Linked DNA regions of Homo sapiens: region 1 is linked to region 2. A link is a loop called in an ENCODE intact Hi-C map of the cell type or tissue named here. Cell type or tissue: heart left ventricle. All regions are shown on one strand. Each heading gives the region's core, and the rest is flanking DNA. Links, peaks and the distances in the headings are about the cores only. Region 1 overlaps LOC124902508 (translation initiation factor IF-2-like). Region 2 overlaps AFAP1L2 (actin filament associated protein 1 like 2).

Region 1 (9,864 bases), core at 2,336-7,335, 500 kb after region 2:
GTTGCATCATCTTGGCTCACTGCAACCTCTGCTTCCCAGGCTCAAGTGATTCTCCAGGCTCAGCCTCCTGAGTAGCTGGGAATACAGGCATCAGCCACCACACCAGACTAATCTTCGTATTTTTGTAGAGATGGGGTTTTGCCATTTTGCCCAGGCTGGTCTCGAACCCCTGAGCTCAAAGCAATCCACCTGCCTCAGCCTACCAAAGTGCTGAGATTACAGGTGTGAGTCACCGCAGCCAGCCCAGAATAATGTTTTTAATGTAAAAAAAATTGAGTGTGTTTGTTCAAAACCCTCAAATGGCTTCTAGTTTCACTCAAAATAATATCCAAAATTCCTATGCCCTTACCTGATGGTAAGATCCTGTGACAGTCTTAATGGAGAGGATACTGCCATATCCTAGGAGATGTTTTGGAAATTTGTGGAGGACTATAGGATTCAGGAGACAGTATTCGACATCCTGTAATATACAGGAAAGTCCTATAAAAGTAAGAATTCTCTCTTGTCCTATATAACTTTTACATCTCTGGCAGGATATCCATGTAGGTGAAGAAACCATTTACTATTAGGTGAGTATTTAATATGCAATACAATTTCCAGGAATGCACCATTCTGTAAATTAAGGGGAAATGGTACATTATTTTTTGGAATATTACCAAAAGTTGCTCACTACTTTGGAAAATAATATTATTTTTGGCAACACCACTCTTATTATTTGCATCACCAGTATAACATACCTGAATACAGTTGACCCGTGAACAACATGGGGGTTAAGGGACAGTTGAAAATCCACATATAAGGCTGGGCATGGTGGCTAATACCTGTAATCCCAGCACTCTGGGAGGCCAAGGTGGGCTGATCATTTGAGATTAGTAGTTTGAGACTAGCCTGGCAACATGGTGAAGCCCCATCTCTACTAAAAATACAAAAATTAGCCAGGCATGGCGCATGCCTGTAATCCCAGCTACTTGGAAGGCTAAGACAGGAGAATTGCTTGAACCAGAAAGTGGAGGTTGTAATCAGCCGAGATCATGCCATTGCACTCCAGCCTGGGTGACAAGAGCAAGACTCCAACTCAATAAATAAAAAACAAAAAAAAAGAAAAGAAAAGAAAAAGAGAATCCACATAAAACTTTTGACTGCCCTGAAACTTAACTACTAATAGCCTACTGTTGACTAGAAGCCTTACCAATAATACAAACAGTTGATTAACACACATTTTGTATGGTATATATACATTACATACTGCATTCTTATAATAAAGTAAGCCAGAGAAAAGGAAATATCATTTAGAAAATGATGCCAGGGGTAGTGGTTCATGTTTGTAATCCCAGCAGTTTGGGAAGCTGAGGCGGGAGGATCACTTGACAACAAGAGTCCTAGACCAGCCTGGACAACATAGCAAAACCCTGTCTCTATTAAAAAAAAAATTTAAAACCAAGATCATCATAAGGAAAAGAAAATATATTTACCATGTATTAAATGGAAGTGGATCATCACAAAGGTCCTTGTCATCTTTACATTGAGTACGCGGAGGAAGAGAAGGGGTTGGTCTTGCTATCTCAGGAGAGGCAGAGGCAGAAAAAAATCCACATAAAAGTGGGCCCACACAGTTCAAACCCATGTTGTTTAACGGCCAACCGTATTTATAGCTGCCCCACCTATAGACATGCTGACTCCACATATAAACATCTGTTTCACCACATCCTTTACTGTAACTGAGTCTCTGTAGTTATGTGTTAAAACACTCATAATTGTATTCCACCAGCTCTAAATCCACCCTTGTAAATTCTGCTTTGTGGTCCGGGTCTGGGAGCCTGCAAACTGTTCCTTTTTTGCCAGGTAGTTCTCTGTTTGGTTCTGCCCATAGCGGGTGCTAGAGTAGAAGGCAGAAGCCGGGACTGCCTCTCCTGCTCTATGCTGTTCCCATCAGTGTTACCTCAGCAACAGCACTTTCCTCTGTGCAGTGTTGGCTCTAGTCTCTCACTTTTTTTGGCACTTCCAAAATTAGCTTTAAGGTGCCCCCTCTGAGGTACCAGTACCAGCAGGGCAGGACCTCTTCCTCAGGGATCTAAGTCCCGGCTCTGTGGGACCCTCCGCCGAGCCTCTAGTTTCTAAAAAACACAAACTTCTCTTCTTCCCTTTGTTCCCCTGGAAGTTTATGATTTCTGGACCTTGATGTCTGCCTGTCACTTTTTTTAAGCAAAAATCCCATGGAACTCTTTTTTTTTTTTTTTTTTTTTTTTTGAGATGGGGTCTCACTCTGTCACCCAGGCTGCAGTGCAGTGGCACTGCAACTTCTGCCTCCTGGGCTCAGGTGATCCTCTGCCTCAACCTCCTGAGTTGCTGGGACCACAGGTGCAAGCCACCATATCCAGCTAATTTCTTTGTGTGTGTGTGAGTGTGTAAAATAAAAATACATTTTGCCATGTTGGCCAGGCTGGTCTCAAACTCCTGACCTCAAGTGATCCACCTGCCTCGGCCTCCTAAAGTGCTGGAATTACAGGCATGAGCCACCGCGCTCAGCCCATAACACATTTCTTATATTAAATTCTCTCTGCTGAAATGACTAGTGTGGTTTCTGTTTCCTGAGTACACCCTAACCAATGTGGTACCTGGTGATAGAGTACTCCCAGGAAATAAACTCTCAAAAAATGGGATTTAGGATTGTTTGGTTATGTCTTCAACTTTGAAAGCAGTACTGAACTCTTTGTTAATTGGAAATTGGAAATTGGAATCTAATGGTCTGCAGATATGCAGGGCATATGAGGAACTAAATTATCACCTGTAGTGGTTTGTGTGAAGTTTCTACTGAAACAAGTGGCTTGAAAGACCAAGTGGCTATGGCACTTGATGGCTATGGTAGTAATAAAGACTGTAAGAATCATGGGGTGGATTCGCTGCTTCTGACTACACTAAAGAGAATACAGAAAAAAAAATAACACAATCAGGGTTAGTGTTTTTTGTTTTGTTTTGTTTTGCTTTTTGTTGTTGTTTTTTTTTAATGGAGTCTTGCAACGTTGTCCAGGCTGGCCTCAAACTCCTGTGCTCAGGGGATCCTTCCACCTCAGCCCCCTGAGTAGCTGAGATTACAGGTGTACAGCACTGCACCCAGCTTAAAACCAGGATTTTAAAGATTCATCTCAGGCTAGGCATGGTGGCTCACACCTGTAATCCCAGCACTTTTGGAGGCCGAGGCAGGTGGATCACTTGAGGTCAGGAGTTTGAGAGCAGCCTGGACAACATGGCGAAACCCCATCTCTTCTAAAAATACAAGAATTAGCCAGGTGTGGTGGCAGGTGCCTGTAATCCCAGCTGTTTGGGAGGCTGATGCAAGAAATCACTTGAACCAGGAGGTGGAGGTTGCAGTGAACCAAGATCAGGCCACTGCACTCCAGCCTGGGCAACAGGATGACACTCTGTCTCAAAAAAAAAAAGATTCATCTCAAATCACAAAGAACTACAGAGGATCCATGGTGGCCCTAAGATAATCTACTATCTTTTTTTATAGCTATAGAGTCAAACTTACTGAAAATCAGACTCAAAATTTAGTCGTCTGGGTTGCAAAATGATAACTTCAGTTGAATTCACAGACTTGTCATAAGACATGCTGTCTTATGTTATACTTATGACATTCAGAGGGAGTAGACCAGAGATTTGGAATGGGGTCCTCTTGGTGTAACTGAACAAAGTTGAAAATCTTTAACTCCCAAGTCTCTCCAAGCCTCTCTTGCAGGAAGAAACAGTCTAACCTCCTGCCGGACGCGGTGGCTCACACTTGTAATCCCGGCACTTTGGGAGGCCGAGGTGGGTAGATTATGAGGTAAAGAGATCGAGACCATCCTGGCTAACACGGTGAAACCCCGTCTCTACTAAAAAATACAAAAAATCATTTGGGCGTGATGGTGGGCACCTGCAGTCCCAGCTACTCGGGAGGCTGAGGCAGGAGAATGGCGGGAACCTGGGAGGCGGAGCTTGCAGTGAGCCGAGATCGCCCCACTGCACTCCAGCCTGGGCAACAGAGCAAGACTTGTGGGGTGGGGGGAGGGGGGAGGGATAGCATTAGGAGATATACCTAATGCTAAATGACGAGTTAATGGGTGCAGCACACCAACATGGCACATGTATACATATGTAACAAACCTGCACATTGTGCACATGTACCCTAAAACTTAAAGTATAATAAAATAAAAGAAAAAGAAAAAGAAACAGTCTACCCTCCTGTGTGTCTGAGGAGAAGAGGTTTCCTTAAAGATCCTGTATAGCTTAGGGAAGACGCCTTGCAAAGAGATGCCTATCCTTCTCAAGACCCCCCCTGACCACCCCTGAATGACTCTAGACTCATAACTGGAGTCAAATATCAGGATCCTCTAAGGAGATGAGTGTTAAGTTTAACCCAGGAAGACATAGCTTATATGCTGAAAGAATTTCCAGATTTTTCTAATATGTAGAGAGACTGGGAATTATGTAGAGAAAACCTAGGAAATATGTTAGAAATGAAGTTGACAAGTGTACTCGAAAAGGAAAGACATAAAATTAGATCATATCAAATGTACTCACATGAATGCATTTACAAGAGATTCTGGGTTTAAGGTGCGTGAACTAGCACAGCTGGAAGCGGCTCTAACACTTTGCTTGGTTGACTGATTGAACTTTGGGCTCAACGTTCTAAAAGTTGACCTGTTAGAATGTCCTTGGCATAGACATGGAGGAGTGTACCCACAGATCAGAGGAACAGAATGCGAAACTCGTTTATCATTTGCAACATGCATATCCATCCCCCATTATATCCTTCTGGAAGGCTAAGAAGGCACTCTGTTCATTTGCCATAAGAAATGCATTAATGAAGTGAGAGCAAGCATCCTTGAAAAGCTCCATGATGGTGAGATGATAGTAGGACAGGCTGCCAATGAGAGAGTGGAAACGATGGGATTCAGAAGAGATACAGGCCAAGTGGAAGCACTTAACTAACAGAAACATGGTAGAGGAAATAACTGTAATGACAGCAGAAAGTACTGGAATATAATCAAAATGTCTTAATCTAGCAGACTATGGATCATGATACATCTAGGAATGAAATAAATGGTCAGCCTACTGAAGTATCACTTGATCAATACAACAGTAAGAACTCTAGATCTGGTGGCTAGAAATCTGAGTCAAATTACATTAAAGTCTTGGCCTCTTACCAAGTTTCTAGATGTTAGGCAGCTCTTGAATCCAGGGTCTCTTGAGTGATGGGGAGGCTAGGTCCTCTTGAGGAAAGACTGTACAAAAATGTCAAAGGAATATACTATACACCTTCCTCCAAGTCATTCCCAAAGGGGCCTGTGGACATTTTTCTAAGGTTACCATACACTAGAGAAAGAACACCCCAGTCTTTTGAGAAATTCTAGACACTAGCCCTAAACTGATACCATTTCTTGAAGATCCATAATAATACTGTATTCCACCAAAGTGGTGAACTTACAATGTTCATGTAATAAATAGTATTTTGGCCTAAGTTCATCTACATGCCCATCCTATGGTGATTTCCCCAGTCTCTGGCTGTATAATTAGAATAGACATCCTTGGCAACAGGCAGAATCCCTGCAATGGTTCCTTGACTGGTGAAGTAAAGACTGTTATGGTAGGAAGGTTGACGTGGAAGCCCTTGAAACTTTTTCTTCCCATCAAAATCATAAACCAAAAGCAAAACTGCATCCCTGAAGGTAACTGCAGAGATTTATGCAAAAATTAAAGATGTGATACAGGTCTGGTGATTACTATTATATTCCCATTTATTTCACTGTCTGGCCTATACAGAAGGTAAATAGGTCTTGGAAAATGACTGTGAATAATCATATACTTAATCAAGTGGTAACTCCAACCTCAATTGTTGTTCTACTCTGTTTTCTTTATTGAAGCAAATCAACAGAGTCCCAGCACCTGGCATGTAGCTATTGCTCTGGCAAGTGCTTTTTATTCTCTATTACCAATTTGCGAGGACCACTAGAAGAAATACGGTTTTTAGGGGCATCTTATGATTTTATCTTAGGGCTATGCCAACTTTCCTGCTGTCAGCATTTTTTTTTTTTTTTTTTGAGACAGGCTAGAGTGCAGTTGCATGATCTCAACTCACTATAACCTCTGCCTCCCGGGTTCAAACGATTCTCCTGCCTCAGCCTCCCAGGTAGCTGGGTCTACAGGCATGAGCCACCATGCCTGGCTAATTTTTGTATTTTTAGTAGAGACAGGGTTTCACCGTGTTGGCCAGGCTGGTCTTGAACTCCTGACCTCAAGTGATCCACCCGCCTCAGCCTCCCAAAGTGCTGGGATTTACGGGTGTGAGCCACTTTGCCCAGCCTCCTGCTGTCAGCTTTAATCTCGTCTGCAGAAATTTCGATCATCTTGACACTCTATAGAACGTCACAATGATCTACTGCATTATGCTAATTTTACCTAATAAGCAAAGTGATGGCATTATTCTGATTGGACTTAATAAGCAGAAAGTAGCAAACACCTTAGATGTCTTATTAAGGCACACTAGAGACAGAGGGTTGAAGGAAACCTCCATGGGTATTCCAAGGCCTACGCTGAATTTCTAGGGATTCAGTGGTTTGGAACACGTCAGGATATCTCCTTCAAAATGAAATATAAGTTACTATACCTCGTATTGTGTATTACTAAAAAGAAGACACAATGATTTGAGGGCTTTCTTGAATTTTTGGAGATATTATGTGCTATTATTGTACGCCACTCCAACCCATTTTCCCAGTTGCCTATAAGGCTGTTGGTTCTGAGTAGAGAATAGAGCAAAAGAAGGTTATGGAGTAGATCCAGGATGTAATGCAGGCTGCCTTGCCCATTGGGCTTGATGACTCAACAGAGCCAGTGATGCTCAGTGTCTGTGGCATACAGGGATGTTATATGGAGTCTATGACAAACCCCAGTAGGAAGGTCCACAGGTCTCTGGAGCAAAGCCACACCCTCTTCTACTATAATGATTCCTATTTTGAGAAAAAGCTCCTGTATTACCACTAGGCCTAAATATGGGACATTAAGTAATCGTGCAACCCAAGCTGCCATCATGAACACTGGTATCTGACCCACCAAAGCATAATGTTGAATATGGATAACAGCAATCCTTCATTCAGTGGAAACAGCATATAAGAAATTAGGCTCAAGTAGGTTCAGAATGTACAAGTTGCATGAGCAAGTGACTCAATATCTTACAACACTTACTCCTGAGGTCTTGCTGCCTCTCCTTCAGTCCATGCCTATGGTCTCATGAGAGGATTCTTCTTCATCAGCTAAGAGGAAAAAAACTAAGGCCTGGTTTACAGATACTGCTTCATGACATGCTGGCACCAACCAGAAGAGGACTCCTGCAACGTTTCAACACCAAGGAGTGTCCTTAAAAAAGAAGAGAGAAATAAAATCCTCCCAGTGGGCAAAACATCAAACAGTACATTTGGTTGTTTTGCTTTTTCTGGGCCAAGAGATGGTCACAGATATGGATCTATAGTGATTCATGAAGAGTATGAAATAAGACTGGAATGTCTTCTGCCAGAAAGCAAGAAAATGCTCAAAGAAGGATGGTGACATGTGAAAAAAAAAAGCCAGCCATCCTGGAGGGACTCCCACTGGCTAAAATTTGAATATCAAATAATAACATGAAGACAAAGAAGAGGAAGAGTGCAGTGGCTCACGCCTGGAATCCCAGCACCTTGAGAGGCTGAGGCAGGCAGATCACTTGAGGTCAGGAGTTTGAGACCAGCCTGGACAATATGGTGAAACCCCATCTCTACTAAAAATACAAAAAAAAAATTAGCCAGGTGTGGTGACATGCACCTGTAATTCCAGCTACTAGGGAGGCTGAGGCAGGAGAATTGCTTGAACCTAGGAGGCAGAGTTTGCAGTGAGCTGAGATTGAGCCATTGCCCTCTAGCCTGGGTGACATAGAGAGACTCCATCTCCAAAAAAAAAAAAAAAAAATGACAAAGAAGAAAAAATAATAGTAACGGTTTATAACCCCTTGATTAAAACAAGAAACTGTAAGTCCGTAGTGATAGAATTAAATTGAAAGTTTGACAAAGGACAGGATACTTACATACATAGGAAAAGTGTAATTTAACAGTGGAGAAGTCTGGCGGTCTCCACTTTAACCAAGATATCAAATTGAAAATAGGTGGCCAGGTGTGGTGGCTCACGACTGTAATCCCAGCACTTTGGGAGGCCAATGAGGGCAGATCACTTGAGGTCAGGAGTTTGAGACCAGCCTGACCAACATGGTGAAACCCCATCTCTACTAAAAATTAAAAAAAAAAAATTTAAAAATTAGCCAGGTGTGGTGACACATACCTGTAATCCCACCTATTTGGGAGGCTGATTGAGAAGAATCGCTCAAATGCAGGAGACAGAGGTTGCAGTGAGCTGAGATCATGCCATTGCACTCCAGCCTGGGTGACAAGAGCAAAACTCCATCTCAAAAAAAGAAAGAAAGAAGGAAAGAAAATAGGTGCCACCTGATGGGATGTACAGGAAGAAAATGTTTCTCTCTGATAGGCCTTCCAGGAATGCACATCTGAATCTAATTATGAGAAAACACTGGGAACCTAAATTAAAGGCCATTTGACAAAATAACCAGCCTATAATCTTCAAGAATGTCAAGTCATGAAAGTCAAGGAAAGACCAAGAAACTGTTCCAGACTGAAGGACACTAAAGAGGCATGACAACTAAATATACCATGGGATTCTGAACTGGATCCTTTTACTATAAAGGATATTGAAACAACTGGTGAAATATGAAGTGGGGTCTGCAGATCAGATAACAGCAATTTCAACATTGATACTGATTTCAATACACAGATGCTGGTTATTGTAGTGCGTTGAATGGTGGCCCCCGAAAAGATATGTGTTCATCTTAATCTCTGAAACCTGTGACCTCATTTGAAAAAAGTATCTTTGCAGATGTAATTAACTTAAGAATCTTGAGATGAGATCATTCTGGATTATCTAGGTGAGCTGTAAATCCAGTGACAAGTGTCCTTATAAGAGACACACAGAGAAGAGAAGACGCAAGATGAGAATGCCACGTGAAGAGGGGGGCAGAAATTAGAGCGATGCAGCCACAAGCCAAGGAGTGCTTGGAGCTACCAAAAGCTGGAATGGGCAAGGAAGGATCCTCCCCTGGAGCCTTGGGGCTTAGGGGAGGCACAGCCCTGCTGACACCTTCATTTCAGATTTCTGGCCTCCAGACTATGAGAAAATAAATTTCTGTTTTTTTAAGCCATCAGGTTTGTGGTAATTTGTTATGATGGCCCCAGGAAACTAATATAATTGCATTGCGGTTACGTCAAAGAATGTTCTTGTTTGCAGGAAATACACACTAAAGTACATAGGAGTGATAGACATAATGTCAGCAGCTTACCCTCAAACAGTTCAGGTGTTTTGAACTGTATTTACACCTCTATTATAATTTTTAAATTGTTTTGAAATTTTAAAACTATTTTAAAACATTACTAGAGCAGTTGCCAGATCATGGAGGTTAGCAAGATTGCAATTTCCCAAGACCACTCCAAGCCATGCCTTGGTGATGGCCCAGACTCCAAAGGATATGGGAATCACAGAGTATAAATAAAGAGTAATAAATCAAGTGTTGGAGTTTGCCTTCCAATATGTGTCTGCAATTCTAGACTATGCAAAAATTTATTCAAGCCATCCTAAGAAACCTCCTCTCGAGGGAGATAATGTGAGACTAGTGACCCAGTGTTGCGAAGACCTATTTCTCCCCCCAAGACATTCTTTACCAGATATTACTTTTGGCAGCCAATTCTCCATGGCATTTCAACTTACCCTGGACTAGCTTTACGAGGATGTGTGTGT
Region 2 (5,286 bases), core at 276-5,275:
ACAGTTCTGGTGCCCATCTCACAGTGTTCCAAGAGATCTCCCTCCCTGCTGGGGGGGCCACTGGCTGAGTCCTAGATATGTCACTCGAGGTGGAAGACCCAGACAGAGCACTTAACTTCCCTGAACCTTATTTCCTCATCTGTAAAGAGGAAAAGAGCAGCATCTTCCCATAAGGTGGTTAGGATTCAAGGAGATCATCTGCAGGAGGTCCTCAGCTCAGCACAGGGTTCAGTGCCCAAAACGTGGAAGTTGCCATCGGTGTGATCATCCCACTCAACAACCGATTTGGACCTGGAAGCCTACTGGTACCTCCACTCCCAATCCCACCACCACACCCCTAGCCCTGACGAGAGGGGTTCACCGGTGTTTCATCTAGATAAGTCCCCAAGCCAAGCAAACTGCACAGCCTCACATATAGGAGACAGCCTTGTTGCACTTAGGTGTCTGCACTACTGGCCTGGTAGGTGACTCAGAACCCACTCATCTCATCTCAGGGATACTCTAATGATCTCTGGCATCCAGGTGTTGAGGTTGGTAGGAGGAGGGCCTGGAGAGGCCCAGGCCACTGCCTGGCCGGGTCCTTACCGCAGCTGTGAGCTCTGACAGGTCCACGTCGTCATACAGCTCCTCCTGGCGGTCCTGGCTAGGCAGGCCATCGATGTAAGTGTTGGGCTCTGAGAACTTTCTCTGCATCAGTCTGGAAACAGGGCGAGGTGGCACACATGAAGCAGCCGGGGCAGGGTGGTGAAAGCACCAGACTCCAAGGATTCCCAGTGAGGAGTGGTTGCCGTGAAAGTGGTGGCCACACAAGAGATCTGGGGGCTGACACTCACCTCCATGGATCTGAGGGCACCTCCTCCCTCTTTTCCCAGTGCCTTCTTCCTGAAATTCTTGGTTCGAGATTTTCCTCCCAGAAAGACAAGCTTCCCTTGCCCATACGCCTCGTCCTAGGATCCCTTTGCCATCTTCTCCCCCATTCCTCCCTTCTAGGATCTCCTTCCAGCAACCACAACAAAAAACCCCTTCTCATTTCATCTTCACAATACACTTGGGGTGGCGCAGGCCAGACACTATCCCCGTTTGGTCCATGAGAAAACTGATTCTGTTTCAGTGGCTCAGCCGGCTTCCACGAGACTGGCTCTACCACCCTGACCAGAGAACGCCCTCTCCCTCAGCCCTAGTTTGCTCATCTGGAAACAGAAGCACCACCCCCTGACCTGCTTTTCTCCAGGGTGTGCTGGAGACCCAGTGAGGGATTCACCAGAAGGACAAGTAGGAGGTCAGGAAAGGTGACAGCTCTGCCTGGAGGAGCTGGAGAGTCTAACTGCCTCTGAGGATGCCAAAGCTGCCCCCGGGGCCCGAAGCCTGGCTCGGCTCCTTGCTCTTAGCTCAGCTCCTGGCTCTTGGCCGGGCCTCCCTGAGGGCTACTCCTTGGCTTCACATTTTCCTGCTGCTGGGCAGAGTGGGGTGGGACCCTGTGCTCCCTGCTGCCCCTGACTCTGGCTGACCCAGGGCCTACAGCATGGCCAGGAATAAGAGAGTGTACGGAGGAAGGGTCCAAATTACTCACAAGAGAGAGTTTTTGGCCGCACTCACAATACAGGAGACCCTATCGGCATCCACATAGTCGTAGGTGAACTCTTCTGGGTCTGTCTTGGAGCCTGACTCAGAGAGCAGGAGACCCAGCCAGTGGCCCATTTCCTCGGAAGACTTGGCCTGGAACGAGGCCAAGAGAGACATAAGCAGGGCCAGGCAGTGCTGCCTGGTGCCAGCCCCTCCCCACCAGGCCATGACCGTACCCCTACCCCTGAGCCTGCCCACGAAAGCCTCTGTAACAGCCCGGGGCTGTGCTTCTCCTGTTCACCAGCCTATCCCACCCCCCAGTGGCCCCAGATAATATTTCCTGTCGTCAGTGACATCTTGATGCCACCTCAATAATGCTGTGGACTTTTGTCCCAAGGGCCATATGAGATGTATATACATTGTGTTTCTAGGAGGTGAAAACTTATCACCAGGTGGTCACTATTAAAAACTGTTAGTGACCACCTGTTAATTAATAGTTTTTAAAATGATTAAAAAATTGTATGTCTTTTAAGTTGACACTTGTATTTTATGAACAATGCATGTCATTCCCCCAATCCCATATACAACAAGACTTCCTGGATCCCCAAGAAATAACAACATTCAAATTTATTTTGTTCATGGCTTCAGTAAAGTCGGGACATCTTTTAAATACCTTACACTAGCTCAGCTGCTAAATCATCATCAAAATCCCAGTGAATTTGGTATTTTTTTTTCCAGGGGACAATGCATTCTAATCAAATGCATCCATTGGGTACCTCAATTAAAATGTCCACACTGTTTCTTACCTTTATAATGAGAAAAAACTGCCCATTTAATCAAAGCTATAGGTTTATTTTGATGAGGAAAATCAGCCCCCTTTGGTATAACCCATAGCTCCATCACGTTTGCTGCTACATTCTCTTCATCAAAGAGGCCGTGATGAGCAGAATTTGACATTTAGTTGGTTTCCTTTTCCCAGTTTTTTTTTATTTTAAAGACAGAATCTTGTTCTGTCGCCCAGGCTGGAGTGCAGCGGTGGGATCTTGGCTCACTGTAGCCTCTGCCTCCCGGCTTCAAGCAATTCTCCTGTGTCAGCCTCCCAAGTAGCTGGGACTACAGGCGCCCACCACCACACCCAGCTAATTTTTGTATTTTAGTAGAGACAGGGTTTCACCATGTTGGCCAGGCTGGTTTCAAACTCCTGACCTCGGGTGATCCACCTGCCTCAGCCTCCCAAAGTGCTGGGGTTACAGGCGTGGGCCATCATGCCCGGCCCCCACTTAGTTTCAACTGGATTCTAAATACAGCTTTTCATGGGCCTCCCCTAGTCCAGGCTGCGTCTCTGCCCTGGACAGCTGCGACAGCTTCCTAGCAGGTCCCTTCTTGCCCCCTCCGATCCACTCCCACCCCAGTAGCTGGAGGAAGCATCTCAAAACCCCGATCTGAGCTTGCCGCCCTCCCCTGAAAGCCATCAGGGCTCCGTTGCTCCTAGGATCAAGCCCTGTCCCTCCCGCTCCAGCCTGTCACCCAGACCCCAGTACAAGTCTATAGCACCCTCCCCACTTCTTTCCAGCCATTGTAGCCCAGCGATTGGCTGGGTAATTTGCTGAATAACATCACACTCCCAAACTAGGATGTAAGTGCCACAAGGACGGAGTCCATATTGCTCTTGTCCACCATATTCCTGTGCTGAGAAGATGTCTGTTGATGGGGAACCTCTGAATGGATGAATATAAGCTACAAGCTGGACCCTGGGAAGCAATTGCGATGTGGGTCTTTCAGCCACCAGAGGGCAGGATTGGAGCAAAGTTTGGATGAGGACCTCCACATCAAAGACTAAGTGAACGGACATTCACGGGCAAGTGTGTGCTTCCATGCGTGGAAGGGACTCGGTCTCCGCCTGCCGCAGCTTGCAAAGCGTTATGTCACTTCTTATTTTTGTAAACGTAACATCACATCAAAGGGAGGATGGGGAGCGAGAGGAATGTAATTGTATCACAAAGCGAATTTTTTCCCCCAGATAAGCTCTAACAGTGTGGTTTTTACGTACTGGGCCTAGAGGCTCTCCCAGCTGGTGATACCCAAACAAAACAACACCCACTTTGAATCCCCAGCAGCTTTTCCAGTAGCTCAGAGAACTAAAAATACTCCTTCTGCCCTAAGTGCAGGAAGTAGCGCATGGTTCCACTCTTATAACGCAACTACTCTGAGGTCAGAAAAGGAATGGAAATTTTTAAAAATGCAAACAATCTCAGGCAAACGAAGTAAAAATAACACGCGGGGACATTGATTCTCCCTTAGTAGCATTACAGTCCTGGAGACTGGCAGCAAACAGCCACCACCGCCACACCCTGGCTGGCCCTGCTCCCCCTGCAGGCCGGCGGTACCTCAAGCTTGGCCAGCTCCTCGCCCTTGTGGAGGATGCGGAAGGAGTAGAGGTGGTCGGGGCTGGGGTCTGGGACCACCTCGCAGCCCACCAGGCTGAGGGGTTGCTGGGCCACCTTGCTCCGGTTCCGGTCCTGGTAGAAGTGCAGGTGATTGTCCCTGACAGAGCACCAGCGAGACTTCCACTGGCTGTTCACCAGCACGTTCAGGTAACCTGCAGGAGGAAGTGCAGATGCAGGAGGGGACAGGGCTGCAGGAGGGGACGCAGATGCAGGAGGGGGCGGGGCTTCGGGAGGGCACACAGATGCAGGAGGGGGCGGGGCTGCGGGAGGGGAAGCGGATGCGGATGCAAGAGGGGACTGGGCTCCAGGAGGGGACGCAGATGCAGGAGGGGACCGGGCTGCAGGAGGGGACGCAGATGCAGGAGGGGACTGGGCTGCAGGAGGGGACTGGGCTGCAGGAGGGGACGCAGATGAAGGAGGGGGCGGGGCTGCGGGAGGGCATGCAGATAAAGGAGGGGGCGGGGCTGCGGGAGGAGACGTGGATGTGGGAGGGCACGCGGATGCAGGAGGGGATGCGGACGCAGGAGGGGACGGAGCTGCAGGAGGGGTCGCGGATGCAGGAGGGGACTGGGCTGCAGGAGGGAGCGGGGCTGCAGGAGAGAGCGGGGCTGCAGGAGGGGACGGCGCTGCAGAAGGAGATGCAGATGCAGGAGGGGACGCAGATGCAGGAGGGGACGCAGGTGCAGGAGGGGACGCAGATGCAGGAGGGGACGGGGCTGCAGGAGGAGATGCAGGAGGGGGTGCAGGTACAGGAGGGGTTGGGGCTGCAGGAGGGGACACAGATGCAGGAGGGGGCGCAGATGCAGGAGGCGACGGGGCTGCAGAAGGAGATGCAGATGCAGGAGGGGATGCAGATGCAGGAGGAGATGCAGATGCAGGAGGGGATGCAGGTGCAGGAGGGGACGGGGCTGCAGGAGGGAGCGGGGCTGGAGGGGACGGGGCTACAGGAGGAGATGCAGATGCAGGAGGGGGTGCACGTACAGGACTGGTCGGGGCTGCAGGAGGGGACGCAGATGCAGGAGGCGTCGGGGCTGCAGGAGGGGAGGCAGATCCAGGAGGGGACGCGGGTGCAGGAGGGGACGCGGGTGCAGGAGGGGGCGCAGGGGCAGGAGGGGACGCGGGTGCAGGAGGGGACACAGGTGCAGGAGGGGACGGGGCTGCAGGAGGAGATGCAGATGCAGGGGGGGTGCAGGTACAGGAGGGGTCGGGGCTGCAGGAGGGGACGCAGATGCAGGAGGGGACGCAGATGCAGGAGGGGACACAGATGCAGAAGGGG

The links. Peaks named below come from ENCODE experiments on the same cell type or tissue, not always from the same donor. Only the 100,000 strongest peaks of a DNase experiment are listed, where the experiment ranks them.
Region 1: a loop joins it to region 2, with 2.3 times the contacts of the local background. A loop is called at or near these places in 14 of 110 quality-filtered maps.

Annotation. Positions count from the first base shown.
Region 1 is chr10:114,799,832-114,809,695 of GRCh38, forward strand. The region is part of intron 1 of LOC124902508 (translation initiation factor IF-2-like); the gene reads right to left. It also overlaps a transcript of ABLIM1 not described here and the pseudogene TAF9BP2. Among named protein-coding and RNA genes, the nearest start is that of FHIP2A, 17 kb to the right of the region's middle. RefSeq lists enhancers at 1,763-1,962, 1,983-2,072. In heart left ventricle, for the core only: no CTCF peak of the experiment used is centred there; no DNase peak of the experiment used is centred there.
Region 2 is chr10:114,300,769-114,306,054 of GRCh38, forward strand. AFAP1L2 (actin filament associated protein 1 like 2) reads right to left here. Exons shown (of 19, transcript NM_001001936.3): 11 at 3,951-4,162; 12 at 1,571-1,716; 13 at 586-697. Among named protein-coding and RNA genes, the nearest start is that of VWA2, 64 kb to the left of the region's middle. RefSeq lists a silencer at 4,201-4,250. In heart left ventricle, for the core only: CTCF peaks have their summits at 3,330 (motif pointing right) and 3,948 (motif pointing left); DNase peaks (open chromatin) are centred at 3,386, 3,974 and 4,243; H3K4me3 peaks cover 986 bases; H3K27ac peaks cover 962 bases.